Linked DNA regions of Homo sapiens: regions 2 and 3 are each linked to region 1. The links are chromatin contacts, found by Hi-C or POLR2A ChIA-PET in ENCODE. All regions are on one chromosome and are shown on one strand. The core of a region is the stretch at or near the end of the contact, and the rest is flanking DNA. Distances in the headings are between cores, read along the strand shown. Region 1 overlaps GNG12 (G protein subunit gamma 12). Region 2 holds the start of DEPDC1 (DEP domain containing 1). Region 3 holds the start of SLC35D1 (solute carrier family 35 member D1).

Region 1 (5,123 bases), core at 853-3,352:
GCCTTCCTTTCCAGCTCTTTGGGAATCAGCACCTCCTCAATCCAGAGGCTGTGCTAGCTAGGTACTGAGTACGTAAGGATGGTTAAGCCACCCCACTTCATCTTTTAGAGATGTTTCAAGTCCATGGGGTAGGCAGATAAACAAGTCAGTGATTACAATCTTGTGTTAGGTACTGGGCAAATGTGGCAGTTCCTACTGTGGACAGCCTTGGGTTGGGGGCGGTGGTGGTGGTCAGGCAAAAGAAGGTATTGATCTGTAGCCCTAGAAAGTTCAGTGAGAGCTTGCCATTTGGAAAAGCTAGCAGAGCATTCTAGGCTAAACATTGCAGCATATCTAATGTATGTTCTCACCAAGACCCACTGGAGTATCATTCTGGAGGCCCTGAACAAAGAGGCCAGAGTCTTACAAGACCTGGGAAGCTCTAGGTCCCACTGGGTCTGCTTTCCTGGGTGTGGGAGAGAGTGGTCTGACTGCAGGTGGCAGGAGTTGCTTTCTTTGGTCCTGGAGTGGAGCCGTGATTAAACTCAATGTCCCCATTTCCCATTTGCAGGATCACTGAGAGAGTTTTCCTGATTGCCCCTGCCTCTCTCCCTGCACCCTCCCTCACCCGACAGAAAGCGGATGGTGTGCACATACCCTCAGGGAGGGTAAGGGACTAAGGGTTAACGGGAATACCTCGTTGGAGAGTTTGCCGATCTCGGATATACCCTGCTGAACTGTTGGAAATGTGTTTTATTTATTTGGAATCATAAAACCAAAGAGCCAAGTCGACCTGCACTTGACCTTGCAGGCTTTGTAGATACTTCTAGGGACCCAGAATTACCCCAAAGCAATGTTGTTATTGAACAAGATGCCCCCTGTTTCCCTAGACAGTAACTCATCATTGAACCATTTGCCTGGACCCATTATCCATTCCCTTCATGAGAGCCTGAGGACACCAATACATAAGGTTTAAATCCACCATTCAACAAAATCAGACAGAACAGAGATTCAGGATGCTACAGCTGAGTGAGGTTGGAAGCCTCTCTGTTTATCTTGGAAATCTTTTAAACTATTTTAGAGCATGATTTTTCACTCAGTTATTATTTGTATCTTAAAGCTGTCTCATAGGTTGTGAAGAAGATTGCCTGAACTGAGAAATTCAGGGCGTGGCACAGAGTAAGCATTCAATAACTTCCAGCTGTTATTCATAAATATTGACCAGCACAGTGTATAGAGAGGGAACACTAGACTCTTGGTCAGGAAAACCGACCAAGGTCTAATCCCAGCTTTACCCCAGAATCCTAGAAGTGAAGGGAAACTGATCTGGAAAGAGGTCTTAGAAATCTTCCAGTATCTAGCACAACTTTATTTCAGAAACTTAGACCTAGAAAGGCATAGGAGCCCTGTTTGTTACCCACAACTTAAATGTTCTCCTGCACATTTTCAAAGCAAGAATAATAATCGCACCCCCATTATAGGATTGTTTCAAGTCAAGGATGAAGCGAGTTGGTGTACATGAAACTCTTGAAGCAGAGTCCTTAATACATATTAGCTGGTATTGTTATTGTGGATTCTCTGTTTATCTTCCCCTCCTATTTGACTGCAAGGATCGAGACGTGTCCTCCTTGCTTACTGTCATGTCCCCGGCATCTGGCACAGTGCCTTACTCAGGAGGTGCCCAGTCAATGTTTGTTGAATAACTGAAGAAAGTATCTTGCTGAGGATCAAATTTAGGCCAAGTCTGAATCAGAATACGAGTTCTAACACTAAGGTTCAGTATTTCCACACAGTTCTACATTAGCTTTGACTTTAGGCAAGTCGCTTCATTTCTCTGTGCCTTGGTTTCTTTGCCTTGAACACGATCCATCAGGTTTTTCCTGGTCATGAGCAACGTGTGTCTTAAAGCTAAAGACACACATCACCCGTCCATCAGCCTTTTCGGGCAACCCATGTTTGTGCTCCACTGGCCACTAGGTGTCGTGGTTGGTCAAATATCAGAGAAAGCAAAAAATAAATAAAAATAAAAATAAATTGAACTGATTGACCTACCAACCTACCAAATGATGGGAGTGAGCTTATACAGTTATTGGAAGCTAGTTACCTCTGGATGAGTTGGCTGAGTTGCCTTGGAAACTCAGGGAGTTGCCCAGGATTTGCATGCGTGGACTTTGAAGCAAAGCATAGATTAGAGCCCACAGCTGTACTCACACCAGCTAGCACCTTGGACTCACTGGAACGTCACAGGGCCTTGGTTTCAGTAATGTAATGCATGTAACATGCTCAGCACTTCGCCACAGTGAAGGAAGAGCACTACAAAGTTAGTGGTTATGAGGGCTACTTCTGGTATTTGATACTGTAAAATGCTGCTTTTCTGTTCCTTGCCACGCCAACTGCTAAAGCTTTGAAGGCTTTCTGCCTTGCTCCCTGCTTTACAAAGCCAAATTTTTAAATAGCCCCTTAAACAGTAGAGTGGACAGGGTATCAGTATCAGGTTAAAAGGGCAGCCTAGAATATTTGGAGGGACACCAGAACTCCTTGGAATGTCACTGTGGAGCTTAGTCAACACAAAGCAGAGTGTTTTATACATGACTGGGACCCAGAGTGGAGGGAAGTGAGTGAGCATTGTTGAAAAATGGCCTTCACTGAAATTGCTCAAGTAAGGGTTTTCTTTGTTACATGGACTGTCATTTAGATCTAGGTGCCTTCTTTTTAAAATAATTTGGGGAAGCTTCTAGGAATAACAATGACTAGTATTTATTGCACACTTACTATGTATAAGGTATTATACAAAACATCATACTTGCATGATTTCATTTAACTCTCACAGCAACTCTTTGAGGTACATATAGTTCTTATGTCCATTTTGTAGATGAGGAAATTGAGGTGCACCAAGATTATAATAATTACAGCCAACAGATATTCGCAGGTCACACAGGGAATGGGTGAAAGAGTCCGAACACAAACCCAGGCCTACCTGATTCCAGAATTCGTTTTCTTAATGGCTACACTGTATTGTCTCCCACAGTACTTTGGATGCAGTTAGGCACTTGACCAGTGTTTACTGAGGTGAATAGTTCTCAGACTATAGTTAGCCAACACAGAGAAGACTGCCTACGCAGGAACCATAGAGATCTTGACACTCCTCCCACCCAAAGCCACATGCCCTCTGGCCTCCATTAGTACTGTGGGATGTATATGCTGTTCCATGTGCTGGATTTCACCCCTAACTTCTTAAAACATTTTTTATTGTTGTATAATAGTTGTGCATATTTGGGGGATACATGTGGTATTTTGATCATGTATACAATGTATAATGATCAAATCAGGGTAATTGGGCTGTCCATCACCTCAGACATTTATCTTTTGTTTGTGTTGGGAACATTGCACATTTTTTTAGCTGTTTTGAAATATACAATAAATTGTTGTTGACTCTAATTTTTCTACTGTACTGTCAGATACTAAAACTTATTCTTTCTCCCTAACTGTATTTTGGGACCCCTTAACCAACTTTTCATCCCCCCCTTCCCTTCCCAGCCTCTGGTAACCACCATTCTAGTCTCTACCTCCATGAGGTCTACTTTTTTAGCTCCCATACATCACTCCTAACTTTTTGTTGGTAATAAGGTATTCCTCCATTGGAGCAATCAGGAAAAGGCAAATGTTTTTAAGACACGCTTCCACAGGGAGCATCTTAGCTGATTTTATTTGCTTCATGTTTTTCTCTCAAGGACTTTTTTGGGTGGGTTTGTTCTATAGTTGTATCCAACCTCATCTTTCAAGCATCTAAAAGCCAGGGCTGACAGGTTACCAGGGATGAGCCCAGCCCTCTCTGCTGTACTATCAATGTGTGCTCCAGTGTGCATATAGCAGCCACTCAGCCCCTGTCCAGCATGCTCCCCAATCCTGACACCAGGCCAATGCCAAGCTGTGTGAAGAGCAGAGAGGGGTCTGCTGCCCAGGTTAGCGAGCTGGCCGCTGCTACCAGCCAATAGTATTTCATCGTCATGGCGAAATACTAGGTCTGAGGAGGGATAGCAGGACCCAGGCCACATTAATCCTTCTCCAGGTGTATTAGTTCAGTCCCAAGGGTTTGGTTGTTTGTTTATTCTAATGTGTTGCTGCAATAGGAAACCCAAAGCTAGGGCTGGACGCAGTGGCTCACACCTGTAATCCCAATACTTTGGGAAGCCTAGGCAGGCAAATTGACTGAGGTCAGGAGTTTGAGACCAGCCTGGCCAACATGGTGAAACCCCATCTTTACTAAAAATACAAAAATTAGCCAGGGGTGTGGTCGTGGGTGCCTGTAATCCCAGCTCCTCGGGAGGCTGAGGCAGGAGAATTGCTTGAACCTGGGAGGCAGACACTGCAGTGAGCCGAGACCGTGCCACTGCACTGCAGACTGGGCGACAAGAGTAAAACTCTGTCTCAAAAAAACAAAAAAGGAAACCCAAAGCCAAACTAAAACCTCCTTTTCAGACCTGCGATTCTGAGCACAGAGACTCGTTTATGTAACCCCTGTCCATTGCTGCGTTTTCTTTTTAAGTGAGCTGAGCCATCTCAAATCTTTCTCAGAACTTCCCAACACTCCCCAGTGTCCTTGGGGACCCCTAGTTCAGCCTTCTCAAAGAAAGCAGTGCTTTTCCTTCTGAATTTTTCTCCCTGTAAATACAAGATTTTTTTCCACTGTGACCAAAATCACACATATCAAAGGAGATGGAGAGGGAGTTTGGAGCTTCTGGAGGGAAGGCAACAGTCAGTATAGAGCAAGGTCCCCCGGAAGGCAGGAGGGCATGAGGTGGAAAGCCCTAGTGGAAAGGCTCCCATTTGTGATAGTCCCTTTGGCCCTACTGCTTGGCATCTTCCAGCCATGTCGGTCTTTGGTTGCCTTTCCAGTATGCAGCTGGAAGCAGGTTGGTGTTGGCTTTGTCATTAAAGAGCTAGTGGACACTTGAGTGACGGAAGGAGACATGAGTGATGAGCCAAAGGAGATTCTGGGCTCATGCGAATGTTTTTCTTTCTCTTGTCTAGAGTGGTGCTTCCTGCCTGTTTCCTCATGTAGGCTGATCATTCCTAATCCAGGAATCTGAAATCCTCCAAAATTCAGAAATTTTTTGAGCACTGACATGACACCAGAAGTGGAA
Region 2 (5,123 bases), core at 1,166-3,665, 740 kb before region 1:
GCCAAGATGTAGTGATTGTTATCTCCTCTGGATCTAGCCACCCAGCAAGTCTACCAGGCTCTGGGCTGGTACTGGGGGTTGTCTGCACAGAGTCGTGTGATGTGAACTGTCTGTGGGTCTCTCAGTCATGGATACCAGCCAGCACAGTATTTGGGGTGTCTTCCGGGTCCTGCAGGAGCAATCCACTTCCTTCAGATGGTCTATCAATTCTCTCAGCTTTCCTGATTTATTCCTGCAGTCATTCTGGAGCAAAAGTTCACAGTGCAAGCCTCCACATTCTGCTCTTTCCATCCAAGTGGGAGCTGCAATCTAGTCCTGCCTCCCATCCACCATTATCTCTCCAGCTACCTGAATTAAGTTCTGTGTGGCTTGGGACGCCTCACGATCATGGCAGAAGGTGAAAGGCACATCTCACATGGTGGCAGACAAAAGAAGAGAGCTCATTTTCTTTTGTGATACTCATTGTATCACAATGAGTAGATTAGGTTAGGTTCAGCTAGAAGAGTAAATTAACAGAGGCTCATATTTCTTTCATATATAAGTCCACAGCTAGGCAGTTCATGGGCATTACAGCATCTCAGCTGCACAGTCTTCAGAGATACAGCCTCCTCCAACCCTACACATTTACCCTGTACTCTCCCTCCCATGACAAACACACACACACACACATACATACACATATATACATACACCCCAATCAGGATTTGGGGAATCCCAGGAATCAGCATTTTAACAGGTATTGCAGGAAATTCTAAAACATGTAGTTTTTAACCCACTCTGAGAAATTCTAATGTAGGAGAATTAGGAAAAGGATGATAAAGTGACTCTCGCAGAATTGGTAATGAGAGGAAATAAAATGACTTCCAAGATTTAAACTATGCAATCAATGAATAATTGTTAAGAGCAAAGGTATGTAAAGTTACCTTAAAGAAACTCAGACCACTCACATTTAACAAAAACCTAACTTTTAAATATTTTATCATCTAAAGACACTATAAATGTGAAAGTGGATGGTGCAGAGTGAATCCACAGCCACAGTGGATTATTAAGGTACTATTAAGCTGTGGCTACCTATATCAAAGGCTGTATGTGAGATGATTTTCAACTTGGGGAGCTGGGCAAAAATAAATTTTGGCTTCCACAGTCTCATCTCCATTTCCTTCTGAAAGGAAAAAGAAAAGAAAAACGAAAATCCTGGGACAATGTATCATAAAGCCAGGTAAGAAACAGTTAACATTATTTTGTAACATCAATCATTTTACTTTTCCTTAACATAAGTGGAAAATTGAGTAGATTGTTCCTGTTTACCAAGTATGTTTTTGAAAATTCCTACCCACTGGTCCTGGTAGAAAATAGATGTGCTTCTGCCCAAATTAAGGAAAACTCCACAGACCTACACTACCACTCCCTGAACATTTTTCTTTATCTCTTCTTTTTACTGCATCCTATCCTCTTAAACTGCTATTTAATTTCCAAGTGAATTCTTCCACAGCTTCAAATCACTCAAGCAATCTCCCACTTTACTAAGGGATTCTTAGCATCAGATAGTTTCAGACTGGTGACAGGGTATTTATTAAAAGCATGAAGTCTGTGCTTTGCCAAGGAGACCTAAGACTGAGTAAGTCTCTTCAACTCTCGGAATGTAGTTTTTGTCATTTGAAAATTGACTTCTGTTGAAGATTTATTTTCTAAGATCCTAGTGAAATTTTAAGTGTATAATCACGATCCAAACATAACCAACATTCTTATACAGTGGTAGAGTTTAAGGGAAGCAATTTGACAAGTTGTACACAACCTTTCCCAAGCCCCACATTGTATGTACTTAAGAAAGACTACCTATAATCCATTTTATTACCCAACTGGGGGGTTCTGAATGATCCATTTTACTGCACAATTAGGGGGTTCTGAACCTAGATTTTAGCACTTCAGAGAATCATGGCACCTGCTGAGAGAGAGGATAGGCAGCAGAGAGAGAAACTGCGACACATATCCATCAGGTTGCTTTGCCTTCTAAGCTAACTGCTGAAGATCCTGTAGGGCCAGGCAGAAAAACCGTATTTTCTTGTCTTTTCAAATTTCAAATTCCCTTAAACCAAAGGCTGGACTCCAAATAATTTCGTTTGGAACTAAAGAGCTCATCCCCTCTGAGCACGAAAACAGGACTCTGTGACTCCGCCTCGCCGTAGACCGCAGGAGGGAGAAACAGCGCCAGGGAAACCCGAGCCTGTCCCATCGAGGCGGTCCCAGGCCAGCCCAGCCCACCCCAGCCCGCGCCAGCTACTGGAGCCCCAGGACGCAGCCGAGCGGCCCTCGCCGACTCCTTCCCGAGCCTGGCTGTGGCGTCACGTGACCCGCGGCGCGGCCAATCCGCGCAGCCCTCTATGCTATTCAAATCGGCGGCGGGGCCAACGGTTGTGCCGAGACTCGCCACTGCCGCGGCCGCTGGGCCTGAGTGTCGCCTTCGCCGCCATGGACGCCACCGGGCGCTGACAGACCTATGGAGAGTCAGGGTGTGCCTCCCGGGCCTTATCGGGCCACCAAGCTGGTAAGACAGCTCGGATAGACGGGACCGGTCAGCGGGCTGACGGCAGTCACCACTGTTCGCAGTTTTACCTCGACCGTTCGCAGTTTTACCTCGGTCGGAGGGATGAGTCCCAGGATCCCTAGGTTCAGTGAAAAGGCTGGCGAGGAGAAGTAGCGGGTATGCAACCCTTGCCAGACTCACCGCTCCCTCTATTTTGAGGGTCTGGGCCTCAGGTCCGAAAGGAAGCGCCGCGCGTAGGCCGCACCAGACTCGCTATGAGGAGCGACTCCTGTGCCTGGTGTGGCCGGCGTCCCGTGGGGGCGTCTTAGAATATTCCGATTTGGCCGCTCACCTCGCCTGATTTTCTACCCGCCTCAGAATTAGGGAACAATTGGGAATGAGGTCCAAAGCTTTGTAGGGTTAGGTGGGGGGCAAGCCCGAATGTGGCAATTTTGTTTATTGAACCCATAGAATTTAACGCAGGATGTATCGGCCGAATAGCACTAGGATAACAGCTGCCTGTTTCAAAACGGTATTTCTGAGTACCCATCAGTAACCACTGCTGGTGGTCCCTGAATTGCACGTACAGCACTCCTAACGCGTTTTGTGCAGTTGGGTCTTCGGTTCTATAGGATACTGTGGTGCTGGTTATGTGACGTTAGGTGAGTCCCCTACCTTCTGTGAGCCTGTTTCCACATTGGTAAAGGTTACTAATACATGCTTGCCTTAAGGGGTTTCCCAGGAGGATGCTGTTTTTTAAAGTGTGTTGTGATCTGCAGAATAACAAGCATTTTCCTCTTAGGAATGCCCTTCAGACGAGCATGTATTATTAGCCCTACTTTATCAGGTGCACACTGAGGCTCACAGACGTTAAATGCCCTCTAGAGTCACATCAACAGCAAGTGGCAGAGCTAGAATTCAGATCTTCCTGGTATGGCGATCTTACATGGATTCTGCTACTTAGTAAGTTATTGGCTATATTTACCAATATGAAGGATAGAATTTAGGACAGGAAGGAACCTCAATCAGTAGTCCTGCCACATTATTTAAAACCCATTAGATGAAAGTAGTATAAGCACGCTGAAAAAGAAAACATGCACTGAATGCTTACTAGTACTTCACATATATTACATCATTTTATCATTCCAATAAGCCCATTCGTTAGGTCCTTTTGTCCCTGTTTTGTGGTTAAGGAGATTGAGGCATAGAGATTGAAGATAGGCCCAAAAAGTCATAAACAATAGTGGCAGAGCTAGAGCTGGGAAACCAGCCCTACTAGTCTAACTCCAGAGCCTGTTCTTAAAGCCACTACCCTGTACTGCATCTCAGGAAAGCCGTTCTGTAATCTCCCTTAGTACAGAGTCCCTTTCTGTCATTTTTATTACTGTGTCCTCAGGCCAGTACAGAGTGAGCAGCTCAATATCAGTTTCTAGAGTCAATCACACCTGGGTTTGAATGCCTAGGTTCATCACTTAGCTGTGTGACCTTGGTCATTTTATTAATCTCTCTGCTTTATTTTCCTTATGTGAAAAATGAGAAATTAATAGTACCTATTCATAGAATTGGGGTAATTAAAGTGAAATAATGAATGTGAAGCACAGTGCTACCAACATTAATATTAATTGAGGTAAAAAACAGGGATGAATGTTTTCTCTATTGATTGTAGTTCTTCCTTATTTCCAGATTTCTTAAATAAGCTCAGGATCTTAAATAAGGATCTTAGATCAGCCAATGAAGTTCTTCTAATAAAAAAGCTATTACATAAAAATATTACTACAGCACTAGAATTAATAAAAAGAAAGCAGTGTAAGATATAATTTTTTTTTTTTTGAGACTGAGTTTTGCTCTTGTTGCCAAGGCTAGAGTGCAATGGTGCAATCTCAGCTCACCGCAACCTCCGCCTCCCAGGTTCAAGTGATTCTCCTGACTCAGCCTCCTGAGTAGCTGGGATTATAGGCATGCACCACTATGCCCAGCTAATTTTGTATTTTTAGTAGAGACGGAGTTTCTCCATATTGGTCAGGCTGGTCTCGAACTCCCGACCTCCGGTGATCCACCCGCATCGGCCTCCCAAAGTGCTGGGATTACAGGCATGAGCCACCGTGCCCGGCCAGATATAAAATTTTATATGGCACAAATAAGATGAATGATTCTTCAAGAATTTTTATGATATAATCAGATGTGAATTAAAGAATTTTCTTTACCTAATGTACTTCAAATCAATATGAGATTTAATTTTTCTTCAATTTTTTAAAAATATTTTCCTTCTTTTTACAGTGGAATGAAGTTACCACATCTTTTCGAGCAGGAATGCCTCTAAGAAAACACAGACAACACTTTAAAAAATATGGCAATTGTTTCACAGCAGGAGAAGCAGTGGATTGGCTTTATGACCTATTAAGAAATAATAGCAATTTTGGTCCTGAAGTTACAAGGCAACAGACTATCCAACTGTTGAGGAAATTTCTTAAGAATCATGTAATTGAAGATATCAAAGGGAGGTGGGGATCAGAAAATGTTGATGATAACAACCAGCTCTTCAGGTAATGAACAGATATGTAACTGTAAAACTGAATTACTGTAAAGTTTTATCTCTACT
Region 3 (5,123 bases), core at 2,041-4,540, 710 kb after region 1:
TCTATTAATTTTTTTATTAAAAAGTAGCCTTAACTAAGCAATTCTACTTCTAGAAATTTATACTTGCACAAAGTTGAATGGACAAGCATTGTTTGTACACTGAAAAATGGCAATAACTTAAATGTCTATAGGGTTACATGATGATGCATCCAACTAATGGAATACTCTGAAGCCTTTGAAAAGAATGAGGTTAAGTTTAAGCGTTGCCACAGAAAGACCATCAAGGAATAGTAAGTGAAAAGAGGAAGACTGCCTAATAATACTAGTGATAACAGTAATTGTAATAAACACTCATATTATGTTCTAAGCACTTTACATTCATTAACTCATTTAATTCTCATTGTAACTCTATGAGGTGGGTACTATTGTTATCCCCATTTTACAGGTGAGGAAATTGAAGCACAGTGATGTCTAGTAATTTGCCCAAGGTCACAAAACTACTAAGTGTCAGCAGCAGTGTGTGGCTTGAGGATTAGTGTTCTTCTCTGGTTCTATTCCAGGTATGTTTTTTAAAATGTGTAAAAATGTGTATATATGTATATATTTGCTTTTTATTATGAGGGTCATTGTTACTTCTATAATATTTTTTCTGCAAGGATGTTTCTTAAAATACAATGTTTTAGTTATTTTTCCTTTTGAAGCTAGCAGTCAAGGAAGAAATTTAATCATTTTCCTTGTTTCCATTGATTCAATCAACTAAAATATCTAAACTGTGTTAGGCACCCTTGCCTGCCACTGTCCTCAAGAAGCAACTGTCTAGTGGAAGAGAGTGATATGTAAACATGTAATGCAGAGCCCCTTTGCTACGGTCTGTATGTGTCCTCCAAAATTCATATGTTGAAACTTAATCACCAATGTGATATTATTAAGAGGCAGGCCCTTTAGGAGGTGACTAAGTCATGAGGGCTCTGCCTTTGTGAGTAGGATTCATGCCTTATGAGAGAGGTTTCACACAGTGTTTGTCCCTTTCTGACCTTCTGTCCCTTCTGCCATGTGAGGACATGGTGTTCTTCCCCTTCAGAGGATGCAGTGGTTAAGGTGGCACCTTGATCTTGGACTTCTCAGCCTCCAGAAGTGTGAGAAAATAAATTTCTATTTTTTATATGTTATCCAGTCTCAGGTATTTTGTTATAGCAGCAGCAGCAGATGGACACTCTATAAAGGGGGTATATAAAGATGCGGTAGGAGAGGCACAAAGGAGAGAGATCAATTATGTAGAGGGAAGTGGGGGGCAGTGTGAAGGCTGCCCAGAGAAGAGGTAATGTTCTGCCAAAATACGGAAGGAAATGTAAGAGTTTTTCAGGAGCTGGGTGAGAGGAGGAAGAGAAAAAGCAGCCCAGATGGAGGGAATAATGGGAGTAAAGACACAGAAGCCGGAACCCACATTGTTGATTTATCTGCACCTTAGGGGAGGGAAACGTGAATAGTGCCTCTGGAGATGTGGGTAGGAACCACATTATCTAGGACCTTGTAGGCTATGTTAAGAACCTCATCCTGTGTACCAGTTTTTTAAGAAACACTTGAAGAACATAGGTGTTCTCAAAGTAACTCAAAAGATATAAACCAATTATACACATATAATTTAATATTATTCAGCCTTAAAAAGGGAGGACATTCTAACATATGCTACAACGTGGCTGAACCTTGAAGACATTACGTTAATGAAGTAAGTTCATCACGAAAGGACAAATACTACATGATTCCACTTATATGAGGTACCTAGAGTAGTCAAATTCACAGAGACAGAAAGTAGAACACTGGTTAACAGCAGAGAGGGAAGGAAGTAGGGAAACAGGGAGTGATTGTTTAAAGGGGAAAGAGTTTCACTTTGGGATGGTGAAAAAGTTCTAAAGATGGATTAGTGATGATGGCTGCAAAACGATGTGAATGCAGTTAATGCCATGCAATTGCATACTCAAAAAGGGTTAAAATGATAAATTTTATACTTTGTATATTTTGCCACAATTTATTTCTTTCTTTAAGATGGTCTTGTGCTGTTGCCCAGGCTGGAGTGCAGTAGTATGATCATAGCTCATTGCAGCCTTGACCTCCTGGGCTCAAGCCATCCTCCCACCTCAGCCTCCTGAGTAGCTGGGACCACAGGCGTGCGCCACCACATCTGGCTAATTTTTTTATTTTCTTGTAGAGAGAGGGTCTCACTTTGTTGCCCAGCATGGTCTCAAACTCCCGGGCTCAGGCATTCCACCTGCTCCCAAAGTGCTGGTATTACAGGTGTGAACCACTATACCTGGTTTACCAAAATATAAAAATAAGAAAAAAAAAAAAAAGAAATTTAAAAAGATACAGACCAAGCACTTAGAAAAATAATTCAAAGTTCTTCTTTCCTAATCTATTAAAGTTCAATACGTAATTTCTTTGCTTAAACCGATCATAATGATTTGCTTCTGTTATACAATAATGACTACCATTTACCGAAAACTAGCTCTTTGCTAGCTACACATCCACAGAGATCAGGTTCAGGGAGGTCATCTAATTGGTCCAAGACACACAATAAGGAGTGAGTGTGTTGGTGGGGGGGGGGGGGGTCGTCATTTCTAGGAATCCTACAATTGGAAATCAAGTCTTTTAGGCTCCAAACACCTTGTGCTTTCCCCAATCCCCAAGCTGCTTATCTTGCTACTTTTTGGGATATGTCAACATTTTTCTTAAAACAAACAAACGAAACTTCTCAATCTGAAAAGTATTGTTTGGTGTTTTCTGGGTTCAGAAAATGTAAGAAGCCTGAGGCATTGCGGAATGAAATTTTCGTTGAGTGTTTACTGTTGATCCACATCTGATACTTTTGAAGGGTTTTTACCCCCTGCAAGAGAGACTAAAAGAGCATTCAGAATTAGTCTAGACGCAGTGTACTGTAACTACTTGGCCGGCCACCTGTAACAGAGGGGAGGAGGGTCTGCACTTAGTTGCGGCAGTTATCCGGAGAATACGGCCTTCCAGCCCCTCTGCCACCAGACTCCCCACGCCCCAGGTACGCGCCCCGCGGAGAGACCCAGCGCGTGCTCGTGCGCAGGCGCAGGGCGACTGTCACCCGGAGTCTGTGGTTTGTCGCCCGGCGCTCTGGTGTCTCGATGTAGTTCCCCTGGCTTCTCCTTATCCGCCTCGGGCAGGGGGGTCGCCACTGCCCCTTCTCCAGGCTCTCTCCAACCCCTGCCCAGGCTAAGCCCGGCGCGGCCCTACTCTCTGACCCCGCGTTGCACAATGCCCGAGCAAAGTCTCCAGGGGTGTGAACCCCGGCGTCCCTGCCCCTGGGCGGGGACAGGCGGCGGCCAAGCGGGGAGTCGAGGCGGCGAGCGCGCAGCTGGCCTAGTCTGCGGTCCCCAACTCCTGGAGTCCCCTGGGAGCTGCCGCTGCAGGCCCCCGAGCCGCTAGGCCCCGCCGCCAGGCCACCGCTGCTGCGGCAGCCATGGCGGAAGTTCATAGACGTCAGCATGCTCGGGTTAAAGGAGAAGCCCCCGCGAAATCCTCCACACTCCGAGATGAGGAGGAGCTGGGGATGGCGTCGGCCGAAACGCTGACCGTGTTTCTGAAGCTGCTGGCCGCCGGCTTTTACGGCGTGAGCTCCTTCCTGATCGTGGTGGTGAATAAGAGCGTGCTCACCAATTACAGGTAGGGCCGAGGCGGCGGCGGCCCAGGCCGCGGAGGAGGAGCGGGCGGCGGCGGCGGCGCGGCGCCGGCTCCCTGGACTTTGACTGCCAAAGTTAAAGCCGAACAAAGTTGGGCGGGAGCTGGGGAGGGCGGGCGGCTGACGCGCGCGGCCCGGGCAGCGGAGCCGGCCTGGCGAGCGGGCCTGTGGCAGGGGTCCGCTCCCTGCGCGGAGCTCCGGCCGGCCCGGCACATTTGGGGCTCGCCTGCCATGCCCTGGGCGCACCGCCCCGAAAACCCTGCCCTTCAGAGAGATGGAGCAAAGTGATTTGCTTGGTGACTTTTGAGCCGTTATGCCTGTCGATCAGGGAGGAGAGCGAGGGAAGCCTCCCTCCTCCGCAGCCTGGACAGGGGGCCGGGGCTTCAGTGTCCCCTGCACCCGCTGACAGCCTCTGGGGACGTACGCATCCTCAACCCAGCAGACAATTATTCCCTTGCTAACACTGGGACCCAGAGGCAGAAGTTGGTTGTTTTTTTTTTTAAGGTGTGTGAAATCGTTGCAGAGATCTGTATCTGCACTGCCTTGAGAAATCCTTTGCAGGCAGCGGACTGAAACTGTAGACTCGGACAAGATGGGACAAGCGGCCGCCCGAGGCTACATCAGCGGGGTGGACTGACAACCAACAGGCAGAGAGTTTTCTCCCAAGATTTTTGTTTGATTTAGGGGCGGACGTTGATGTGGCTTGTATCGGAATGCCTTATTAACGTTGCCGATGTGCAAATTGAATTCACGGAGCTAAGTTAGGTTTGTTCTGATCTTGTTTTTTTCTTTGCCCTTTTTGTAGATTTCCCTCCTCACTATGTGTTGGACTTGGCCAGGTTAGTTGGAATCCTCACCATTACGTGGTTTATGTTGTTAGAACTTCTGTGTGTGTCTTTATGTGTAGAACAGTGAATCTGTGTTCTCTTGTTTACAGATGGTGGCCACAGTGGCAGTTCTCTGGGTGGGAAAGGCGCTCAGAGTAGTCAAGTTTCCTGACCTTGACAGAAATGTACCTCGAAAGGTAAAAGAAGAAAAGCGATACTTTATTTTGTGAAATGAAGTCAGTATGTATTAACATATTTTATCAGTGCCTTGCGTATTTAAAAATTGCAGCCTCAAAATTGCCCAGTCTAGAGTGGTTATAATGAATGTAAAGAATAAAAGTAGTAATATGTGTCAAAGAAGGCCTACAGTCTCTTTAAACTTAAGAGAAAAAATAACCTAGGAATATTCTTCTGTTTTTAATTAATGCACACTTGTTGAGAGTACAATAGTTTTGCAGTTTCTCTATCCATCTAATCTAGCCAGTGTATCCTGCATTCATTATTCTTTGGGCTTATTTTATACTGTCTGCCTCTGCTTGACTCCAAACGAAGATGAAATGCCTTTACTTTTTCTGCTGACAATAGAGCCATGGGCTCTAATACATTATCATATTTTACAGCAAATGATGTTTCTGTCTCACATTGATCATATT

What was found. A loop is a pair of places that touch in the nucleus more often than their neighbours do. ChIA-PET counts read pairs that join two places held with the same protein, here RNA polymerase II (POLR2A). Pooled maps may share reads with other maps.
Region 2: a loop to region 1 is called in a pooled map, with 3 times the contacts of the local background. The contact joins the promoter of DEPDC1 here to the enhancer-like site in region 1. A Hi-C loop is called at or near these places in 1 of 37 single-sample maps with no recorded cell type and 5 of 50 pooled maps. POLR2A ChIA-PET finds 5 or more read pairs at or near these places in 1 of 52 experiments (GM12878).
Region 3: a pooled map shows a loop between it and region 1 (5-fold over the local background). The contact joins the promoter of SLC35D1 here to the enhancer-like site in region 1. A Hi-C loop is called at or near these places in 2 of 37 single-sample maps with no recorded cell type and 3 of 50 pooled maps.

What each region holds. Positions count from the first base shown.
Region 1 is chr1:67,757,275-67,762,397 of GRCh38, reverse strand. The region is part of intron 2 of GNG12 (G protein subunit gamma 12); the gene reads left to right. All of the region lies in intron 1 of LOC105378781 (a long non-coding RNA gene), which reads right to left. Among named protein-coding and RNA genes, the nearest start is that of GNG12-AS1, 72 kb to the left of the region's middle. Within about 2 kb of position 2,102, at least 21 of the 41 ENCODE cell types and tissues checked have a DNase peak (open chromatin) inside an H3K27ac peak, as active enhancers do; they include GM12878, where a contact is called at or near this core.
Region 2 is chr1:68,494,374-68,499,496 of GRCh38, reverse strand. It overlaps DEPDC1 (DEP domain containing 1), which reads left to right and starts at 2,415. Exons shown (of 12, transcript NM_001114120.3): 1 at 2,415-2,545; 2 at 4,802-5,067. The coding sequence starts at 2,498. DEPDC1-AS1 (DEPDC1 antisense RNA 1) reads right to left here and starts at 2,821. Exons shown (of 3, transcript NR_110671.1): 1 at 2,726-2,821. RefSeq lists enhancers at 2,515-2,574, 2,685-2,734.
Region 3 is chr1:67,052,315-67,057,437 of GRCh38, reverse strand. It overlaps SLC35D1 (solute carrier family 35 member D1), which reads left to right and starts at 3,290. Exons shown (of 12, transcript NM_015139.3): 1 at 3,290-3,627; 2 at 4,449-4,482; 3 at 4,581-4,667. The coding sequence starts at 3,425. RefSeq lists silencers at 3,186-3,375, 3,666-3,875.